Regions from separate parts of the Mus musculus genome. Here region 1 is linked to region 2. Evidence: chromatin contacts called from ENCODE Hi-C data. All regions are on one chromosome and are shown on one strand. The core of a region is the stretch at or near the end of the contact, and the rest is flanking DNA. Distances in the headings are between cores, read along the strand shown.

The links. A loop is a pair of places that touch in the nucleus more often than their neighbours do.
Region 1: a map of gastrocnemius shows a loop between it and region 2 (2.8-fold over the local background). The contact joins the promoter of Crh here to the promoter of Trim55 in region 2. A Hi-C loop is called at or near these places in 5 of 37 maps with a recorded cell type or tissue (gastrocnemius, heart and left cerebral cortex).

Annotation. Positions count from the first base shown.
Region 1 is chr3:19,691,787-19,699,056 of GRCm38, reverse strand. It overlaps Crh (corticotropin releasing hormone), which reads left to right and starts at 3,661. Exons shown (of 2, transcript NM_205769.3): 1 at 3,661-3,890; 2 at 4,567-5,656. The coding sequence starts at 4,581. The coding sequence ends at 5,144. It overlaps Gm42189 (a long non-coding RNA gene), which reads right to left and starts at 4,784. Exons shown (of 3, transcript XR_880694.3): 1 at 4,518-4,784. Trim55 (tripartite motif-containing 55) reads right to left here. Exons shown (of 10, transcript NM_001081281.2): 10 at 6,473-7,270.
Region 2 is chr3:19,642,346-19,648,832 of GRCm38, reverse strand. Trim55 (tripartite motif-containing 55) reads right to left here and starts at 4,373. Exons shown (of 10, transcript NM_001081281.2): 1 at 4,057-4,373; 2 at 3,387-3,559. The coding sequence starts at 4,224.

The DNA.
Region 1 (7,270 bases), core at 2,412-4,911, 51 kb before region 2:
ATAGAACATGATAGAACATCTAAGTGGAACCAACTAACCTGTATGTCACCTTACATACCATTTCCTATGGTAAGAATATTTAAAATCACTCCCTCCCTCTTTTTTTCTTTACATTTAAGTTTTAAAATGTAGGTTTTATTTTAAAGTAGAGATCACAGTTAAGACCACAGTATTAGTCCAATTAAGAAAAATATATGATCTCATCACAAACCTTTGGGGACAGGTAACAAAGTGGTAAATGTGATTAGCTTTGGCATTCAGAAGAATTTTGTACAGTGTTGTTTGGCCAAGTCTTACAATTTATGCCAGGCTGACTTCCAGCTTGCAGTTCTGCTGTCCACTGAAGGTGCTGCGATTAGAGATGTGTGCCTCCACAGCTGGCTTACATGCTCCATTGTGTTTTTCAGAATCTTCCATGTTCTCTATAGAGAGGATGTATGGCTTTGACACCAGAAGAGATTGCTAGCAGTTACAATATTGTTCCCAGGAAAGCAGTAAGGTATTTATGTTTTTGAAATCCTTTCTTTATCATCTTATGATGATGGCTCTCAAATCTACCTAAAGTGCAGTGACCACAATGATTAAGCAACCTGACTGTGAGTAAACATGACAGATTAATGTCAACTCAGCAAACTTGGAGAGTGTATGATGGCCTGGATTTTGCCAATAGGAGTATATAAAAGTGCAAAGAGATGCAGGCTCTGAGGAGGTACCTGCTCTCTGTCTCTTTGTGTCTTGTTCTTAAAATCTGTCTCTGTCTCTGTCTCTCTCTGTCTCTCTGTCTCTCTGTCTCTGTCTCTGTCTCTCTCTCTCTCTCTCTCTCTCTCTGTGTATGTGTGTGCCTATGTGTCTATGTGCCTGTGTGTGTGTGTGTGTGTGTGTGTGTGTGTGTGTGTGTGTGTGTGTGTGAGGTACTATGGCTTGAACCCAGGGCAAGTTCTTTGTCACTGAGGCCCATACCCTACCCTCTTGTTTCTCTTTTATTTAATTAATCTGTGTTCCATATTATTTAACTCACTCCTATGTTATATTGCTTTTGATAAAGTATTTTGAACAGGAATTAATCACTACTTGGTGCCCATATTTCTTGAACAGTGTTTCTAGGATATAAAAGCATTTGTGTTGGTCCTTTTATGATTCCTTTCAGTAAGTGAAGTGCTATCTCTTGGTGTGAGTCTTGTAATAGAGATTATTAGTGTCTTGTGTAGATCATATCTACATTGTTATGTCTGTAATCACACATCAATGACATAATTTCAAGAATCCTCCCTACTCCCTATATTCTATAAAAAGATAAAATTAATTCTTTTATTTTTGTGTGAATTTTTATTTTGCATTTTCATTTTTAGGTGCATCAGTGCACTGAAAAACCTCACATCACAAGATTCAGCTAACATGAAAATAGCAGTGTGCACATACAGACATTTAAAGCCAAGGGGCACTGCACAAAGAATTTCTGTGTTCTTGTGCCTTGGGAATAAAAGGAAACCCCACGAAAAGGCCTCCAAGAGCTGATATGTGTGTTGCTCCACCTCGTCCACTCGTCTCTGCTCATTCGTGTGCCTGTGCTGGGAAAGAAAGCACAAAGGATGCCGTGATGCTGTGTAAATAGTGAGGCCAGCAGTAAAGAACTGGGTTCTTGTTCTGACTTTATCACTCGCTGAGTAACTTCAGATTCCCTCTGGTTCTCATTTAAGCCAAGCGAGCATTTCTAACACGAGTTCTCTGAGATTTGCTTCAGTAAATTATGGTACTTCACAATTTATATTCCAGGTAAGCCCCGTGGCAAAGGCTCAACAGCAATAGTGGAGCCCGAGTAAAAACACGTCTCCTGATGGTCCGATGGGAGGGATCTTGAGGGCCAGGAGGTTAGCAAGAGCCCATGTGTGCCACTTCTTCCCCCAGGGACCCTCCCTGACTTCTCCTGGAAAGCCCATAGGCATGTCTCTCTCTTACTTCCTCTTCAGGACTCATTGGCCTCCTTTCCCTCTCCAGACTGGCACTTAAGCTGAACTTTATGAATGGGCAAAGAATTGGTCAGGAATGAAAGTTAAAACAAAACAGAGACCAACAAACAAAAATCCCAAACACTGAGGTGAATTTTAACCTCTAAAATGCCCACTGTAACAATAGTGAAGGTTCTGCAGGCCTCCTGGTCAATGTAAACCCACTTTTCCTCTAAAGCACAATTTGATCATTATTTATTAATGAATCACACTTCTCCTGTGGACAGAATCCTTCCTGTGTTCTCTTCTATCAGAAATGCATCCCATTCATTCACCTATGAGCTGACTTTTCTGCAACCTCCAGTGTGAAAACACCTTCCTCTTGTTTCAAGAAGAGTTATCAATTAGTACAGGCCCCAAACAGGGGTGGAAATCTGCATTGCATTACTTGTGACAGAGAAAATGGCAGACATAACCAGAAACAGGGAACAGGAAATTTTGGATAAACAGTAGTGGTGGTTATGAAGCAGCTGAAGCGAATCCCAGACACTAGAGTTTGTAACAGCATCTTGAATTGCAGGATTAAAGGTAACTACTTCCCACTTAGACATAATCTCCATTCAACTCAAAATTTGAGAGTAGATTTATAGACATGGCATTGTGTTCTATAATAGTGCCAGAAAGCAATAACTAAAGACACTTGTGGTGCACATTTGAATGTGGAGAAAAGAACAGAACACATAATAAATAACTTGAGTGGTTTGCTCTGCATACCATCATGGTTTCACAGTACACGGAGGTGAAATGAATGATTCTCATTTACAGACTCAATAACTGATTTTTTTTCAGGCTATCAAACAGCTTAAGTTTTTTCAACACAAGAGAACAATGCCTCTCTCATTGGGTTTGCGGTGTAGACTCCGAACAGAGTGTTTAATATACACAGCTCACCCTGCTCTTCTTGGGGGAACAGTCCTGATTAACTTTAGATTCTAAGAGAACCATAGGAGGCCTGAGATTCACTTGAAACTGAGGCTTTTAAGAGACTTTGTTTATGGCCTTCCTCGTTAGAATAGCTCTTTTCTTGTGAAGGAAAACACTAAGCTGGTTTCAAAAAAACGTACTGGCCTTGTCTTCAGCTCCATAATTCCTATGTATGCTCTTGGGAGGGCTAAGTGGATAAAAACTCAGACCTGGTTGTCTCTGTCCCCTAGTTCTTCATTCTCCTCCAGGCAGAAAGATGGCAGGCCATAGTAACGACAGATTTCAGATACTGAGATGTTTCCTGAGAGGACAACCTGACAGAAGAGTTAGGTGGGGGTGCTGAGGCACCAGGAAATGTCCAGATCCACCCCTTTAATGGTAACTACCTTCTTGGAAGCTCTGCACTCCCCACCTCTTCTTCTTTCCCCTCCCACTCTCTGTCTCTTTTCTGGTCCGTATCTGGCCTATCATAGTAAGAGGTCAGTCTGTTTTCCACACTTGGATAGTCTCATTCAAAAATTTTTGTCAATGGACAAGTCATAAGAAACCCTTCCATTTTCGGGCTCGTTGACGTCACCAAGGAGGCGATAAATATCTGTTGATATAATTGGATGTGAGATTCAGTGTTGAAATAGCAGAACTCTGTCCCTCGCTCCTTGGCAGGGCCCTATTATTTATGCAGGAGCAGAGGCAGCACGCAATCGAGCTGTCAAGAGAGCGTCAGCTTATTAGGCAAATGCTGCGTGCTTTCTGAAGAGGGTCGACATTATAAAATCTCACTCCAGGCTCTGGTGTGGAGAAACTCAGAGCCCAAGTACGTTGAGAGACTGAAGAGAAAGGGAAAAGGCAAAAGAAAAAAAGAAGAGAAAGGAGAAGAGGAAGAAAACCTGCAGGAGGCATCCTGAGAGAAGTCCCTCTGCAGAGGCAGCAGTGCGGGCTCACCTACCAAGGGAGGAGAAGGTAGGCAGCGCCTAGACGGGCGCCACCAACTTTGTGCTGCCTGAGCTGCTGTGGTGAGCCCCGGAGCCAGCTGCCCATGTGCTGGAATGCCTGTGCCTATGCATGTATGTGTGTCGCTAACTGTGCCTTAAAATTCCGATGACAGTGGCGATTTGAAAAAGCGAAGTTAGACGGCGGCTGCTCATCTTTATCCACTCAATCCAATCTGCCACTCACTGCTCATAGTCTGTGCAAAGAATGGCTCCCCTATTGCATCCCATGTCCCCAAGCAAACGGAGTAAGGGCAGGAATGGAGACAGAGAAGGTTGTTCTCAATTTGGCAGAAAAGGATGTCCGAAAGGGGGCGATTAGGGTGTGCGACAGCTTAAACCTGTGGCACTTGTCCGGGCTCAGGGAAGTCGGTTTAGGGAAGACGTTTGGGAGGTCCTTAGGAAGAGGAGCCAGGGGTTGTCCCTTCTAGGTCTCCAAAGAAGGGTCACCGCGGGCTCGCACCAGTTGAGCTTTGCAGGTACCTAGCTTCAGCACCGCGGACAGCGTCACCGAAGCCTAGAGCCTGTCTTGTCTGTGGGTGTCCGATAGGAAGCCCCGCTGCACCTTCCAGCTGAGCTAAACTCTGACCAATCTTACCTTTCTCCCCCACCTTCTCTCTCCCCCGACCTCAACCTCGGTGCTTCAGAGAGCGCCCCTAACATGCGGCTGCGGCTGCTGGTGTCCGCGGGCATGCTGCTGGTGGCTCTGTCGTCCTGCCTGCCTTGCAGGGCCCTGCTCAGCAGGGGATCCGTCCCCCGAGCGCCGCGGGCCCCGCAGCCCTTGAATTTCTTGCAGCCGGAGCAGCCCCAGCAACCTCAGCCGGTTCTGATCCGCATGGGTGAAGAATACTTCCTCCGCCTGGGGAATCTCAACAGAAGTCCCGCTGCTCGGCTGTCCCCCAACTCCACGCCCCTCACCGCGGGTCGCGGCAGCCGCCCCTCGCACGACCAGGCTGCGGCTAACTTTTTCCGCGTGTTGCTGCAGCAGCTGCAGATGCCTCAGCGCTCGCTCGACAGCCGCGCGGAGCCGGCCGAACGCGGCGCCGAGGATGCCCTCGGTGGCCACCAGGGGGCGCTGGAGAGGGAGAGGCGGTCGGAGGAGCCGCCCATCTCTCTGGATCTCACCTTCCACCTTCTGCGGGAAGTCTTGGAAATGGCCCGGGCAGAGCAGTTAGCTCAGCAAGCTCACAGCAACAGGAAACTGATGGAGATTATCGGGAAATGAAATGTTGCGCTTGGCCAAAACGATTCTGCATTTAGCACACAAGTAAAAATAAAAATTTAAAACACAGTATTCTGTACCATATCGCAGCTCCGATATCATTTGTTTATTTTTATATAGCTTGAAGCATAGAAGATGTACAGGGAGAGAGCCTATATACCCCTTAATTAGCATGCACAAAGTGTATTTCTGTGTCGTAACAAAACAGCGTTATTTGTATTGCCCATGCTTAATTTCTATGTGCAAATAAGCGTCTTTATAGCGATATCTTAAAGAAAATGTGGCCCCAAGGAGGAAACCTTTGAAAAAGCAGATGGGAGTCATCCAGTTGTTTTTATTTGGAGCTGCAGTGGAAGAGAATTCATTCTTGAGGGGTGGCTAGGACGAAATGTGTAAGCTCTTTGAATCAACTTTTTCTTGTAAATGTTTCAGTAATAAAACATCTTTCTGATTCTTGGTCAATTTGGTTGTGTAAGAGAACGTTAAATATATTTTTAATAAAATCTGCAAAGGTTGCTGTGGCTTTATTTTTCCTCTTCAGTGTGCATACAGAAATGGCCCCAGCACAAGACATAAAAACAGCACAACAAACAACTTGCCCCTCAACAAAACACCCTACATTTTATTTTCTCTTAAAGATAGGAACATTTGTCACATAGCTTACATTGGCCCTGTAATTTGTCCTGGGCTTTCCTCTGTACCTCTCAGACTTCCCTTCTGAGATTAAATTAAATAATTTTAGAGGTTCCTCCCACCTCTAAAACTTGATCACAGTGGAAATAACACGCAAGCCTAATTAGCTGAGGACCGAGGAAGTGTGGGCCTCATGGGAAGTGGGTGGAGGTCAGAGGACAACTGGAGAAGGTCAGACTCCTCCTACCATGTGAGTCCTAGGACCTGAACTGGGTTCTTTAGGCCCAAGAGCAAGCCTGTACCCACTGTACTACTCACCAGCCTAGATAGGAGAAACTTAAGAATGCAAGCATCTCAAGTAAATAAACATATTTTCAGTGAAAGGTCACTTGGGAAATTTTTTCTTAAAAAAAAATAGCTACACAAATACCTTTCACATTTCTCTCTATCCCAGTCCTAATAACTGCAACCTGTAGGCCTGTTATTTGCTTCTAAAATTAAACAGCACTTCTAATTTTAATACGTTTGCTTTAGTAGTTTAGTTACCACCCTAAAAATTTTAGTTCCATAATTAATACTTTTAAATTAATTTGTATATATGAAGATGGCACTTCTCTTGAGGCCCTGGAAATATGCTTGATTAATGGCTTAATAATAAAACATGAATCACTGAATAAATTGCTGGGAGACTGAAGTTCTTAAAAACATTTATTTAATAGTTCATTTAAAGTAAAGTTACACTTATGTGATGAAGGCAAGGAAGGAGAGAGGAGAGAGAGAGACCGGGGGGGGGGGGAGGGAGGGAGGGAAGGAGGAAGAAAGGAAAGGAGGGAGAGACAGAGGGGGAGAGAAGAGACAGAGGGAGAGAGGGGGAGAGAGAGAGAGAGAGAAGGCACACAGGGGGAGAATTGTGTGTATACTTAAATCCATGCAGTTGCTCCACAGATTATCAGATTGCTGCTATGGCAGGACACTTAAGAAAGTAGACAGCTCCTCTTTGAAATTCAATTAAAATGCCTAATACATGGATATGATTATGAGATATGTAAATAAGGTTAGAAAAATGTCAAAAGAGTTGCCCTAGATTTTTGGCCTTCTGGACTATGGACGTGTGGCCACATGTAAAGGAAAGTCCTGTCTGCGCACCCATGGCATCCATAGGGAAAGGAACCTCTACAGTGCCCTACATAGCTTTGGTCAGTGACCAATCTCCATATTTTGATAAATCGGTCAGTTTGGAACTGACACTGAACATCACCTACCACCTGCAATGCTAAGGAGAAAAGCAAAAGGCACAAGCGTCCTAAAATAACCAGAAGCCTGAGGGAGGCTGGGAGAGTGTTCTGCCACTTTGTTACCACTTGGCACTTATGGCTGATACACAGGCATGCACCACACCTACACAACCTTCAGAAGGTTTCTCACACAAATGAAAGATTTGCAGAAGATCAAGTTTCTTCAGAAGAGTATTTTCTGTAATTTTGTTCTGAGCATAA
Region 2 (6,487 bases), core at 3,124-5,623:
GAGAGATAAAGATTGGAACAACCCTTCTCACTAAAGGCCTTGTAGTCTTGTTTAAGACTCATTTAAAATTAAAATATTTATAAATTTCATTCCCACTGAAGCATTTAAAAGGGCTGGGGAAATGTCTGAGTCAGTAAAGTACTTGCCATGCAAGCGTTAGGACCTGAAATTGATTCTAAGCAACCTTTAAAAAGGACAGGAAACAGTATAGTGGTGTGTGCCTATGGTCCTAATTCTGGCGAGGCTCAGGCGCACTAGCTAGGTGTGCTCCTGTTTCAGTGACAGACTCTGTCTTAAAAGATAAAGTGGGGAGTAACAGAGCAAGACATCTGATCCACCTCTGGCCTCTACACACATGTGTCTAAAGACCTGCCTGTACATGAACATGCAGACGTGCATCACACACACACACACACACACACACACACACACACACACACACACCACAATTTGGTAGGTTGATAATAGAACCCACCTCAAAAGTTTTTGGGAAAATCAAAGAATCCCACCTGAATCCGAGGTAAAGCTTCTGAAAAGAGTGTAACGCACAACACAGAGCCCTTTTGTTAATTACATTAACAAATTAATCACTATGTTCAATAATAATATAAACCAAATTAACTGTGGATAGTGCATCATCATACAAAATGCTAGATAAGGCCAGCATTTTCAAGAGTCCAGCTGTTCTGTATGAGGCCAGAATTGAAAGATACTTCAAAAACCCATTGTGGCAGTATTTCCCCTTTCTGTTGACAGTACTAAAGTCTATACCTGGGGTTAGTTTATTCTGTGCACCCAGAGTTATTCTAAGGTCATCTAATATATCTCAAGGCTTGGAGTTCAGGTCTGTTATGACTTCCCAATTTCAGGAACATCTAATTTTATGTGACTAAGCACAATTTAGCCAGCTCCAAAAGCAACTTGAGTTTAATAAACAATGTAAGAATTTTATAATCACAAAAATATCCCTGTTTCACTTGGTTTTTGCTTTAGTGGTAGGGATTTGACTCACTGGTTCTCTACAGTTTGGTCCCCAGCCCTTGAAGGGACATCAGGCTGACTCCATTGGTTAGGCAGTTTTACTAACACACGTTTTAACATTTTCTGTCCTCAAGATTTCATACCAAATACCAAATGCTATTATGTTCATATCTGAAGTTCCTACCAGGTGAGTAGAGAGACAGAAAAAGCATTATAATAAATAAAACACAGAACACTGTACTATGCTTGCCTGTGCTGCTTACAGAACTAACATTGTGGAGCCCCTGCTCTGTGGAAAAACACTGGATCTGATACTGAAACTGCTGTCACAGAAATGTCTTTTAATAACTGGTTGCTTACTAGTTGCCAGGATTATCTCTTAAGTAGACACCATCTTTCCTTTCACTTTTCTCCCTCCAAACCCTCCCATCTAGCCCTCTTGATCTTTCAAACTCATAGACTCTTTTAAAATTGTTATTGCATGCATATATCTATACATGTGTACATTACTAAATAAGATCTGCTCAGTCTATACAATTTTACTCTTATTATGTTTTCAGGTATGACCATTATGGTGTTGGATAACCCTGTGGGTGTGCTCTTCCCTGGGGAAGACATTCCCCACTCTCAGCACTTCTTAGCTGCCTGTGATTCTTTGCAAGTTGAAGTCTTTCCCCATCCACTTTTGCATGTCTACTGTTGTTTTCCTTGTTCACCTCATGTTTAAGCAGTCGTGCTGTAGGGGCAGTAACGGGTGTAGCTTCTAATACTAATAGGAAACATAGCCTCACAGCAAACTCCCTGATCTACTGGCTCTTAGAGTCTTTCCACCGCTTCTTCTGCAATGTTTCCTAAGCCTTTGGTGTGGGGATGGTTTATAGATGTATCCATTGGGATAACTCTGTTGAACACAACAAAATACAATGCAATCTGATCTGGAACATGGTAACACTTTCCTTCTCAAGAGATTAGGAAGCAAGAAAACAGGTGGCTGCGGTTCGTCATCTGCAGATCTTCCTCAGTTCCATCTATAGCCTGGTGCTATCTAATTTAGCTCTGAATCTTGAGCAGAAACAAATGGCCATAATAATCACAATAATTACACGTTATATTAATTGATTGACTTTCCTGCAAAGAGTGCAAGGCGTTTATAGTCCTGCAGATGTTTCATAAGCACAGGCCTCTTGTAATAAGGATCACAACGGGCCCATTTCTACACAATTTCCATATGGCTACCAAGGCTTTAGACTCAAATGACCTGTGCAGAATGGAGATCAGGGTCTTCACACCTTCATGCCTTTTAGGAATAAACTCTGTAGTTTTGTCTCTAGGAATGTAAAGCTTATGTGGTGTGATAAATAAGAAGCCCTTTTAAATGTCCTAGTGAATGGATTCAGGTGACATACCAGACAATCACCAAGTGCCTGCAAAGAGTATTGTATAGCAGGGAACCAGCCTGAAATGTGTCCCCCTTCCCATTTCTGTAAATGACACTCCTTCAGGCCAGCATTATATCTTGCCTTGAATGTTCCAATGAGCCAATATTATGACAAGTGATGAGGTCAGCGTGTTTTTAAAGTATAAGTGTTACTGTTGTTTAGACTGTTTTAAAGCAAGATAACTAGGAACTGGAATATTTTGGAAGATGATGTTTCTTAACTTATATGTGCTTGTGCTAGGATTTTTCTGTATCAAAGGATCTGGAGTTTACAAACTGGTCATGTGTCATCATGTCTATTGTTGTGTTTTATAAAAAAGAAGCCAGGGATATGTTTGGTGGAGGCACAGTATGGTATGGGGAAGGAGGGCCCATGCTGAGCCATCCCTTCCTCCTGAGATACCAGCCACATGAAGGAATGTAGTATAGAATAGTTTATTTAGGGCATGGGAAGGGGAGTTGAGGGAATAGGAGAGAGAGAGAGAGAGAGAGAGAGAGAGAGAGAGAGAGAGATGGCCAGTGAGCACCACATGGAGAGATGGGGGAGGGGAATGAGGAGAGACAGGACAGAGGGGGAAGAGGGGAAGAGAGCAAGAGAGCAAGAGCAAGAGAGGAAGAGGATGGGGAGGCAAGCAACCCCTTTTATAGTGAGTCTGGCATATTTGGCTGTTGCCAGGTTACTCTAGGGCAGAGCCTAGAAGAAATGCTAACGTCTATAGTGAATGTAATACAAGGCTGTGAGGTGGATCCCACCTCTATCAACATGACTCTCTTTGATGGCACAGAAGCATGCGCACTAGCTCCCTTCTTTCCTCCACACACAACTCTGTCTCATTGAAAAGAAGTGACGTGGAAAAAGCCTTTTAGTGAACAGTTAACACATGACTGGGAACAAACATGCAGTGTATCAGCCCACTAAGACGAAAACAAAACATCCAGTAAGTCTAGCTCTCAGAGCCGCTCTTACCTGGTGGATTCCTGCTTGTAGATATCAATAATGTTTTCCACGAGCAGGTTCCTCTGCAGTCCATAGACCCCATGTCTGTCTAACACCACCTCATGTCTGCAGGAGGGACAGCGGAAGCGGCCCCCTGATGCCACGGTGGTGCCTCCTCTTGTGGGTAAGTACGGGTTAGAGGCCTGTTCTTGCCAAGCAAGAAAAAAAAAAAAAAAAGGAACTGAGTAATCCCACAGACAGCTTTTTGGAGACTTATTTTCACTCTCTGACACTCCATACAATATGAACTCCTTAGGGCTTACTGTACCTGGTCCTGAACCACAAGGCCCTCCCTGGTCCATAGCCATCTCCAGTACATCCTGGCCAGCAAGAGCATTTTACCCCTGCCGTTCCCTAACCCAGAGTTCCAACCTGAAGTTCCAATGCTCAGACATGAGCGGTAACATTTTCAATTCTTAAACAGATTCAGTGGATCAGTTTTGTTTTACTACAAACAAATCTGCTTCTAAGAATTAAAAACACAGCAGGACTTGTGAGGAGCAGGTTGACAATCAAACCTGGGGAAACAATTCAAATACACGAACAGTCTCAGAAAACTCTCTAAGGGAACTGGGCTTTGATCTCAAAGACTGCAGGAGACAGGGACACTCTACAGCTTCCAGATTCCAAACAAACCTACCTGGAAGATGTCACTGGCACATTTCCTGCACAGGTTGTGCTGGCAAGGGAGAATGACCACAGGCTTCGTGAACATCTCTAGGCAGATGGGACAGATCAGTTGCTTTTCCAAGTTATCCATGGTCTGCTGCTCTTTGGAGAAAGACTTGTAATTCAGAGAAGTGCTCATTTCCTTGCCGTCCCTGTCCCTGAGTGTGCTGCCAAGGGAAAGGTGCTCCCGAACGGCTTCTGTAAGTGGTTCCTGGAAATAATTCCAAGGACTGTATGATCAAGTGTCCTTTATGTCTCTCTCTCTGTGGAGGACATTGTTCCAGGCCTGGCTCAGATGGGTGACGGAGCTGTTTTTAGCAACCCAAGGTCACATGACCCTGGACTGACTTGTCCATATAAGCCAGTGACAGGCAGATGGATTCTGACAGGTGACAGAGAACAGGAGTCAACATTCTTGCCCTGGGGAGTAAGAGAGTGGGTGGGAAGGGGATTACAAGTCCCATTTAGCAGGGGTTATGAAGGAGGGCAATCTGAAGCCCACAGTTGTTAACAACAAAAGCAAATGTGCATGCTTAGTATCTGAGCCATGCCCTCGTGAGCACTTGGGAAGAACTTAGTGACAGGCTTCTGTAGAATGCAGCGCTACAGTGTAACTGTATAAGAAGCATTGTTTCTTCAGACAGCAGGAAACAAGCCAGCCAAAGGAACATGGTAGCAACTTCTCAGGTGCAAGTAAGCAAAGCTTGTTCTGTAAAAACTCCATCCTGATCTGACCAGGGCAATAGTGTAAAAAGCCATCCATGATATTAAAAATTTCATGTTTGCCAATATTACAGTATAGGAAAATTCCAATTTAAGAATGCTTTCACCATAAAAGAGTGTACTTAGACACTTACACATGTATGTGTGTGTGTGTGTGTGCATGTTTACATGTGTGTGGGTGAACATGTTGTGCACATGCATGTGGGGGACATGTGGCTGCTATCAAGAATCTTCCTCCATCACTCTATATTATTCATGAAGTCAGGATATCTCAAGTGAAGCCAACATTAGCCAAGAGGACAAGTCTGGCTAGTGTCTTGCTTAGAGGATTCCTCTGGTTTCCCTGAAATTACAGGTGGGCAGCCACAACTGGCAGGCATTTACGTGAGTCCTGGGGATCTGAACTGGAGTCATCACACTTGTATATCAAGGGATTTATCCACAGAGCCATGTCCCCAGACCTCTTTTTTAAAAAAATTAAGAACCAAAATGTTGAGTATGTGGCTCTCCACACACAGCCCTCGTTCATCCTCTACCCACCCCACATACACCCTAAAACATAGAGACAATCTGTAAGAGTCTTTTTAAAATTAAGCTTGCTCTGTGACAGTAAGACTCAATGGGATAACAGTTGGCATGTGCATTACACACTATAATTGCACTTCTCCACCTGTTGGAGGAAGATACCAGTGCCTTTGATAGCTGCAGTGAATAAGGTGTCCTATATAACTTCCCAATCTGCTCCTAAATGTTTGGGCATTTTAGCCTTCATTCAAGGTCATGTTTTAAAATGATAATAACCCTGGTAATTTCTCATATTCTTGGTCTGCTCTTGAATCATGAACACAAATTCTGACATTTGCCAGGAATTTGTAAAAATGTTAATCAATATGTGTTGTATGTAAAACCAGGAATCAAATAAAAATGCAAGAGAAATTTTATGCCAGTTTTTTTTCCAAATAATGTGCAAGAGAATCCTTATTATAAACAAAACTGAGAGCATAGCCAGAGCCAGGGGCATCTGGGAGAGTCTAAGACAGCAGCCCATTGTCTTCTAGTTCTGCCTAACTTAATTCCACACGGCATAAGCAGAATAAGAAAGATTGGGGGCCAAAATATCACAGTGATATCTAGTTGAATTTCTCAAGGAAACTATGTTCCACTGAAATCTTATGACCAGGCAGTCCCTTGGTCTATACAACTCCCGACACACCGACCTTCCAGGTCCTACAAGAAGAGCCAATTGAGCCCTCTGCAATTTTCTATGCCTTTTGCCATCCCAAGTTCTTATATTCCCACATTTCTCAAAAAAAAAAAAAAAAAGATTATTCCCAGGTTCTGTCCAATATCAGAATCAGTTCTGCAGGCCAATTCTTTGTTAAAACTTGCTACTCTGGTGCTGGGATTAAATCCTCTGACCAAAAGCATCTCAGACAATGAAGTTTCTTCCCTTGGTTGGTTGGTTGGTTGGTTGATAGGTTAGTTGGATGGGTTTTGGTTGGTTACTTGATTAGTTAGTCAATTGGTTAGTTATTTAGTTGGTTTGATTAGTTGGATGGTTGGTTAGTTTGTTCACTGCTTTGTTGGTTCGTTTGGATGGTTCTATCACATCGCATTCCATCATTTTGTGAGCTTAGGACAGAAAATCAAGCTACACAGCCTGAGTCAAGGCTGAGCTA